2 separate regions of the Homo sapiens genome follow, and region 1 is linked to region 2. The links are chromatin contacts, found by Hi-C or POLR2A ChIA-PET in ENCODE. All regions are on one chromosome and are shown on one strand. The core of a region is the stretch at or near the end of the contact, and the rest is flanking DNA. Distances in the headings are between cores, read along the strand shown.

Region 1 (4,116 bases), core at 1,291-3,790, 90 kb after region 2:
ACCTTCAAGGATTGTCATGAATGTTTGATGAGATAATATATATATATATAAAGTTTCCAGCACATAGCATGTAGTTAATAAACATCAGCTCCTTCCCTCAATAATTTGGATATGAACAATGTGGCAGGCTGAATAGTGACCCCCCAAAAGATGTCAACATATCAATCCCTGTGAATGTGTTTCTTGCATGGAAGATGGGAATCGCAGATGTGATTAAGTCAAGAATCATGAGAGGTGAGATTATCCTGTATTATCAGATGAACCCAGTGTAATCACAAGAGTCCTTATAAGACGGAGATGTGAAGGTTAGAGTCATAGAAGGTGATGTGATGACAGAAGCGGAAGTCAGAGCAATGTGGCCATGAGCAAGGAATGTGGGAAAGTCTTCTAATGCTGGGAAAGGCAGGGGATGGATGGATTCTCCCCTAGAGCCTCCAAAAGGAGCACACCTTGGCTGACACTTTGATTTTAGCCTTGTAAAACCTCCATCAGACTTCTGACCTCCAGAAATGAAAGATAACAAATGTGTATTGTTTTAAGCCACTGAGTTTGTTCCAATTTATTCCAGCAGCAATAGGAAGCAAATACAGGTGATTAACCTCAACATTCTCTTTCACTCCCTTCCAGTGTGTCTCCCCACATAGAGAGTCTAGAAATAAAAAAACTACATTTCCTGGAATCTCTTGCAGCTAGGGTTCTGATCACCTACTTATCCCCACTTGGATGCACTTGTGCAAGGTTTGGAAAGTGGAAGTGAGGCAGAGATAATTTTCCTGCTGCTTTTGGCTGAATTTCACTAGAAAATATGGTAGTGCAGATATATTTCTGCAGCAGCATTCCAGCAGGGTACTTGTAATTCCCAGCTTCATGGGAGTCAAGATGCATCTGTGAGGAAAAAATGGCAGATTCCTGATCCTATAGCAACTTTCTGACTCCCCACCTTCATGGAAGAGGTAGTTGTTCCCCTAGGTGGTAAGCTCTCAAGTGTCCTGGGAGTCTCCCAAAAACCATCTCTTCCACCAGCACTTCCATGCAGCTAATTCTTTGTATTAAACATTTCTGCTTAAAATAACTAGAGTTGCTTCCCTTTGCTGCAACTGAACCCTGACTGATACAGTCTCCATTTGCACACCACCCCAGGGGAGGCAGAAGATGTCAGCTGGGAAATCTGGATATTCTGAGATAGCATACATCAACTGGGAGGCGACTCTTAACAACTCCACTGCTGTGTCTCACAACACACCAGGGTTTCCTGTCAATCATTGTATTATATCCTCTACTCACTTTTCTTTAACCAGGCCCTCTCAGTTTTGAGTTTTCCTCTTAACTGGGTCAAAATGGGATTACAATTTTGGTGCATTCAGGAAGTAAGGATTGCTTTTTAAAAAAACTTAAAGATATTCTTAGCTCCTTGGGAGGCTGAGGTCAGAGAATTGCTTGAGCCCAGGATTTCGAGGCTGCAATGAACCATGATTACGCCACTGTACTCCAGCCTAGGCAACAGAGCAAGTCCCTGTCTCTGAAAGAAAAAATAAAATTGTAAAGACACAGTAGTGAGTTGACTCCAATCTCCCTCCCCTGCTGCAACACTCATTGCAATGGTTCCTATACCTACCACAATGTGCCACCCTTGAATGAAGTCTGCCTTGCCATTAAAAAAAAAAATAGAGACATTGTATAACATAATGTCTTTTAGCCTTATGAAAACAATTTTTTAAATTACCCACACTAAAGAAGAAATAGGTGATTGGCAGACTCCAGAAACAAAGGACATTTATTGCTGTTCTCATGAAGAAAGATGAATGTTTAAAAGGTTAGAAAAGGTCTTAGCAATTTATTTATATTGATTTGGATGAGTGATTCTGAAAGACAATGTTTTCTCTATGACTCTTCAACCATGTGAATGTTCCTTAAAATGCATGGCAACCACCCTGTCAACACAGTTTTCCAAATTTCCCAGAAATTATTTTAAAATTTTTAATATGCTTAATCCACATCTCACACTAAAAACAAACAACCTCCACCCTCCCCCCTCCCCGCAAAAAAAGGCTTGTTAGAATTTCCAATTATGCTACAGGAGAATAAGTGCTAGGGAAATCATGGCCACTGGAATTAATACATTTAGTTAAAGTGATTTGGGAACTCAGCTCCATAAAACTTAGGTTATCTTTGTAGAGCTCCATCCTGCTCTGAACTTTCTGTCTAGTGCTCGACTCCTTTGTTTTTTGTTTTGTTTTGTTTTGTTTGTTTTGTTTTTTGTTTTTGAGACAGAGTCTTGCTCTGTTGCCCAGGCTGGAGTGCAGTGGCACAATCTCGGCTCACTTCAACCTCTGCCTCCCGGGTTCAAGTGATCCTCCTGCCTCAGCCTCCCAAGTAGCTGGGATTACAGGTGCCCGCTATCATGCCCAGCTAATTTTTGTATTTTTTTAGTAAAGATGGGGTTTCACCATGTTGGCCAGGCTGGTCTCGAACTCCTGGCCTCAGGTGATGTGCCCATCTCAGCCTCCCAAAGTGCTGGGATTACAGGCGTGAGCCACCGTGCCCAGCACAGAACTTGGCAATATTTTTCTAAGCAGAGCCAGACAGGAAATGCTTTAGGCCCTTTCGGGACAGAGGATCTCTGTCACAACAATTCAGTTCTAGTTCTACCCTTGTATGACCAAAGCAGTGAAATCATCACAAGTGTATGTGGCTGTGCTCCAAGAAAACTTATGTGTGAATAGTGAAATTTGGATTTTGTACAGTTTTGCAAGTCACAAAATATTATTTTTCTTTTCACTTTTACTCAACCATTTAAAAATGTAAGCATCATTCTTAGTCACAGGCCACACAAAAACAGGCAGCAGTTGGATTTGGCTCACAGACCATAGTTTGCCAACCGCTGCTGTAAGCCTGGCCCTGTCCCTTCCAACTTACCCCAAAATTCTCATTCTGATAAAGATTGGTTTACAGAGCCAGGATGGAGATGTTGCCTCCTAAAGTTCAGTATTTCCTGGGAGAGGAGAAACAATTTTATTTTGTCTTTTTTACCTGGTGCTCAGCCCTTCCCAGTCTAGCTGCCACTTACCCTTCCCACTCCAATTCTTTGTCCTTCTACACCCAAACCAGCTTACAGATCTCACCTAACCTTTCTCTAGTCACATCAGATTACTTGCCTTTCCCTAGAAAAGTCAGACAGTTGTAAACTTCCACGATTTTGTTCACGCCCTCCAACTAGCACAGCCTCTCCCACGTCTCTACCTAGATTTTTGCTCATTCCTCAGCTCAGTGTCATTTTTTCTTTCCCCAGGAAAGTGAGGTGAGGGCAATGGACCGCACACAGGCAACATGCACAGAATCGAGTGAGTGAATGCGCAGACCTGGGCCTCCTGGCTGGGAGGAAAAGGGTTTTGGAGAGCCATGGGGTAGTATAGGGTACTCCATCCACCAAGCAATAATGACAAATTTGGAGGCTGAAGAGAGGGGACTGAAGACAAACAGCTTGCTTCTGAATGTTGCCAAAGGCTGCCCTGTCCAGAATGGCAGTCATTGGTCTCAGCAAGCACAGTGGTTCTCTGATGCTACTGGGGCAGCAGTCAACAGCTCAGGCTTTCCTTGGCACATCCACGACCATGTCACCACTGCAATGTCATGGGAAATCCTAACAGAGCTAGCCTTTAACATTTTTCATAAAAATCCCAATTTCTTTTCCTGTTTCTTTTTATTAATAGAAAGGTGAAATAAACCTTGAGCCCATAAAGAGTTTGCTGATAATTAAAGAAGCTCAAGAAGGTAAAAGAAATGGAAAGGTTGAATTTTAGGAAGGAGAGTGGAAGGGCGAATTGCAAATAAATGACAATGTTGTCATCTTTCTAAATTTTCTGAAGATGAAAAGCCACATGATTTAATCACAAAAAGAAATGAGTCATGGCTTTGCTATGACTTACGTCAACATAAGCCATCTTTATCTGACCACTTTGATAATTAAAAAGCAAAATTCTGTAATACTAAAGTTTTAAGTGGACAAGATAGTTTTCAATTCTAACCGTATACAAATGTCAACTTTTTACTTTTACCCATAGTTTGCTAATGTTTCCAAAACACGAAGACCAAACAGGGCCTAGACTTGTGAACGAT
Region 2 (4,018 bases), core at 1,519-4,018:
AGAATCAAAGTACAAATTAACATTCAAAAAGCAATCAGTTATAATTGATCATATTAATAAAGAGGAAAAATCCTATGATCACCTAGATAGACAGATATCAAGTAGTAAAACTACTTCAGAAAATCCCAAAGTTAATCATTATGTGAAATCTTAGTCAAGTAGAAATAGAAGACAACTTCCTTATTTGATGAATGGCATTTATAAAAACCAAATACAGGCCGGGCGTGGTGGCTCATGCCTGTAATCCCCGCACTTTGGGAGGCTGAGGTGGGCGGATCACGAAGTCAGGAGATCGAGACCATCCTGGCTAACACGGTGAAACCCCGTCTCTACTTAAAATACAAAAAGTTAGCCGGGCCTGGTGGCAGGCGCCTCTAGTCCCAGCTACTTGGGAGGCTGAGGCAGGAGAATGGGGTGAACCCGGGAGGCGGAGCTTGCAGTGAGCCGAGATTGCGCCACTGCACTCCAGCCTGGGCGACAGAGCAAGACTCCATAAAAAAAAATAAATAAATAAAAAATTTAAAAAAAAATACAGAAAGCAGACGTCACAGTTAATTGTGGAATACTGAAAGACTTCCACTTCAAATCAGGAATGAGACCAAGATGCCGGGTTTTTTTGTTTTTTTTTTTTTAAGATGGAGTCTTGCTTGGTCGCCCAGGCCGGAGTGCAGTGGCTGCAATCTTGGCTCACTGCAACTTCCGCCTCCCAAGTTCAAGCGATTCTCCTGCCTCAGCCTCCCGAGTAGCTAGGATTACAGGCATGTGCCACCACACCTGGCTAATTTTTGTATTTTTAGGAGAGACGGGGTTTCACCATGTTGGCCAGTCTGGTCTCAAACCCCTGACCTCAGGTGATCCGCCCACCTCAGCCTCCCAAGGTGCTGGGATAACAGGTGTGAGCCACCGTGCCCGGCCCCAAGATGCCTATTATTCTTATTCTTACTCAACACCACACTGAATCCTAACCAGAGTGCAATAAGGCAAGCAAAAGAAGTAGAAAGTATAAATAAAGGAAAATAAAGAATAAACACTGTCTTTCCTCATAGATGACACAATTATGTGTGCAAAAAAAGCTCAAAGAATCTACAAATGAACTCAGGATAGTCAGTAAATTTAGCAAGTTTGCTGCATTAAGGTCAATAATACAAAATTACCTGTATTTCCATAAATAATCACAATTAAAAATCAAAAATTTAGAAATGCAATAGAATCAAAATATTAAATACTTAATGTGCCCTGGCTTACAGTCAAACCAAGAATCCAGTTTCTTTGATTTGGGGATCTTATTTTTTAAAGACATAAAATGGAAAGGCAGTATTAAGAAATTAACCTAACAGATATTACATTAAACAGAGACCTATGGAATAATTTAGTGAAAACAGACATCTGATATTGGCTTATAGTTAAGTTTGATATGACTATTACAAAGGAGATGATATACTGATAAAAGTATGAAAACTAACTCAGAAAAATGCTCATGATACTCTGAGCTATTTTGACTGCACAAAAACAGCTACAGCCCAACTTTATCCCAGGAACTCATCTTTGGCAAATTTTTCTACCTTACATTAGAAACCCATTTAGTTACAAACTTATTTTTCTGTATCATGACTTACAGCAGCCAGAGACACCTCTCAGCAAATTGAAACCTATTTTTGTAGCAAGCACTGACCTAACTTACAGCAAATTTTGCAGAATGAAAGAAATACTGAAATCCATAAGGACGTACCCCAAAGTATCTTAGCTATTCATAGGCAGGGTAGAGGGAAGGAGCGATTAACAGCAAGCAACAAAGAAAGCAATTATGAGGAAATAGTAACAAACACTTCATTCCATTAGAAAAGAAAGCAAACACAATATTCTTTGCTCAAAAGAATGGAGAAGTGAAGGACCTCTTGCCAAAAGCAATTGCAGTGCATTAATATTAAATATGATCTAATGAAGTCAGAAATTGTTTGGGGAAAACATTCAACACAGTAAAGGCGTATTCTGCATGACAAATTCTTAACAGAAAAGAAGGGTCTTAAATCTTTTTTTCTTTTACATAGGATTGATTTTTTTCATATTGAAAAAAAAGTAAGGAATGAATAACAGAGAGAAAGAGGGAGGAGGAAAATGGAAGGAGGAAAAAGAAATACAACTTAGTTTACGTTTTTGTCTGAAGAGGTATAAAAAGAAGCCTCTTTTTATACTGCCTACTATTTTATTAACTGCCTACTATTTTCATAACTTTAAAATGTCTGAATTTAAGAATAAAGATTATCTTTGTGTGACAGAAGAAATAGTGAACACTCTGAGGTTGAGGAATCATTTTGGTTTTATAACTAGCAGAAACAATCACTTCTTCCCCCTACCCCTAGTATCTTCTTCCTAAGTGAAACAGCCCTCCGTCTTCGTAAGCAAAACAGGCAATGTAATTCCCTCTGGATTTTGTAACCATTTCAGGAGAGAGATGATTCACTCTTTGGGCAAGAGAGAGAGAGAGAAAAAAAATATCTGGCTCTGTTCCTTTCCTATTTGACCTCCTTAAAAGGATCTTTTTGAAGCTGTTAATCCAGGCTACTAAAATAGCAAGCAACTATTCTTTATTAAAGGTCAAATGAAACTACCAATAGGAAGGAGAGAGTTTGTTTAAATTTTAAAAACCTGGGATATTAGTTTTTCACTTAGTCCTAGGCTAAGAACAGTCGCTTTTCTTTCTCTCTTTGTCTTGTGGCTCCTGTCAAGGCCTTACACAAATAAAAGTGAAAGGCCATTTGGGTAAAGTGTGGTCTTGATCTAAGCATGCCTGGTAATCAGTGGCTGAAACCTCATTGCCAGCTGGTTCCCAGAAACACACACGCACACAAATACAAATGTGCACGCATACAATCCCCAATGTGATGATTCAGCAATTTAATGGATCTTAAATTTGGCAGTAGTCCTCTAGCACACATCTCTGGAGAAATAAACGAATACAGGTGAGGACTCTGGCGGGTCTGTAACTGTTCACTTTTGGCACAAACCCAGGGCATAACTAAGCACCAACTTTAGCCACCATGACTGTATGATGTGACTTTATGGAACATTCATGCCTTGGAAAATGAACACAAAAAAATCTTAGAATCAGATAGGGGGAGGGAGAAGCCCAAGAACAGGAGAAGGAGAAAAGAGAGAAGAGAAAGAAAGCAAAGAAACAAAGAAGAACCTCAGCAAAAATAGGTGGGCAAGGAAGGGGAGAAGCTAAAAGATTTTCTTTCCAAAACTCAGGGCCATTTATGATCTCATCTTTATGAGCACGTTCCCTTCTTACACAAATAATTAGAAAGTAATGCTACATAAGTACGTGCCTTTCCAAATGAAAGTGGATACTAATGATTTGTTTCCTGAAATTTCTAAGTTTGGGGGTATATCCTACTAAAAGGCAACAGCAAGACCTAGCTATTGTAAGAAGTATTAATTTTGAAAAGTGCAAATTATTTCTATTTTGTTAAATCCCCCACAAAGCCTGAACACATTTTGGTCATAGATGAGTCACCTGTTGACATTTATCCATGACTGTCCTGCTAGGGCCCAAAGCAGAGTGACGGGGGACATTATTAGAAAAACACAAGCACGTTATTTCTATGCTGGCAACATGACACATACCTCTAATTAGTATACAAATGATCTTTTTAACGACATCCGTAATAATCAAGTTCTACCTCAATGTTTGAATAAAATAATATACCATAATGCAAACATTGATATGTAGCTACAGCTGTGTATAAGACTAAAAAGATTCAAATATGATTGAATTTAAATATGTATTTTTTAGATTTAGAGAAAAACATCAGCATGCATAGAAAAGAAATTTGGAGCAGAAAATGAGGTTGCTAGACTAAAGGTAAAGCTGATTAAAAAAATGAAGTTATTGGCCGGGCACAGTGGCTCTCTGCTGTAATCCCAGAACTTTGGGAGGCCAAGGCGGGCGGATCACAAGGTGAAGCGATTGAGACCATCCTGGCCAACATGGTGAAACCCCGTCTCTACTAAAAAT

Evidence for each region. Hi-C counts contacts between places; a loop is a spot of excess contacts on that map. ChIA-PET counts read pairs that join two places held with the same protein, here RNA polymerase II (POLR2A). Pooled maps may share reads with other maps.
Region 1: a map of ascending aorta shows a loop between it and region 2 (7-fold over the local background). The contact joins two enhancer-like sites. A Hi-C loop is called at or near these places in 3 of 168 maps with a recorded cell type or tissue (ascending aorta, chondrocyte and endothelial cell of hepatic sinusoid) and 6 of 50 pooled maps. POLR2A ChIA-PET finds 5 or more read pairs at or near these places in 1 of 52 experiments (WTC11).

What each region holds. Positions count from the first base shown.
Region 1 is chr9:76,923,816-76,927,931 of GRCh38, forward strand. No RefSeq gene overlaps it. Among named protein-coding and RNA genes, the nearest start is that of PRUNE2, 20 kb to the left of the region's middle. Within about 2 kb of position 2,541, at least 2 of the 41 ENCODE cell types and tissues checked have a DNase peak (open chromatin) inside an H3K27ac peak, as active enhancers do; they include ascending aorta, where a contact is called at or near this core.
Region 2 is chr9:76,833,268-76,837,285 of GRCh38, forward strand. All of the region lies in intron 4 of PRUNE2 (prune homolog 2 with BCH domain), which reads right to left. Among named protein-coding and RNA genes, the nearest start is that of PRUNE2, 71 kb to the right of the region's middle. Within about 2 kb of position 2,769, at least 4 of the 41 ENCODE cell types and tissues checked have a DNase peak (open chromatin) inside an H3K27ac peak, as active enhancers do; they include ascending aorta, where a contact is called at or near this core.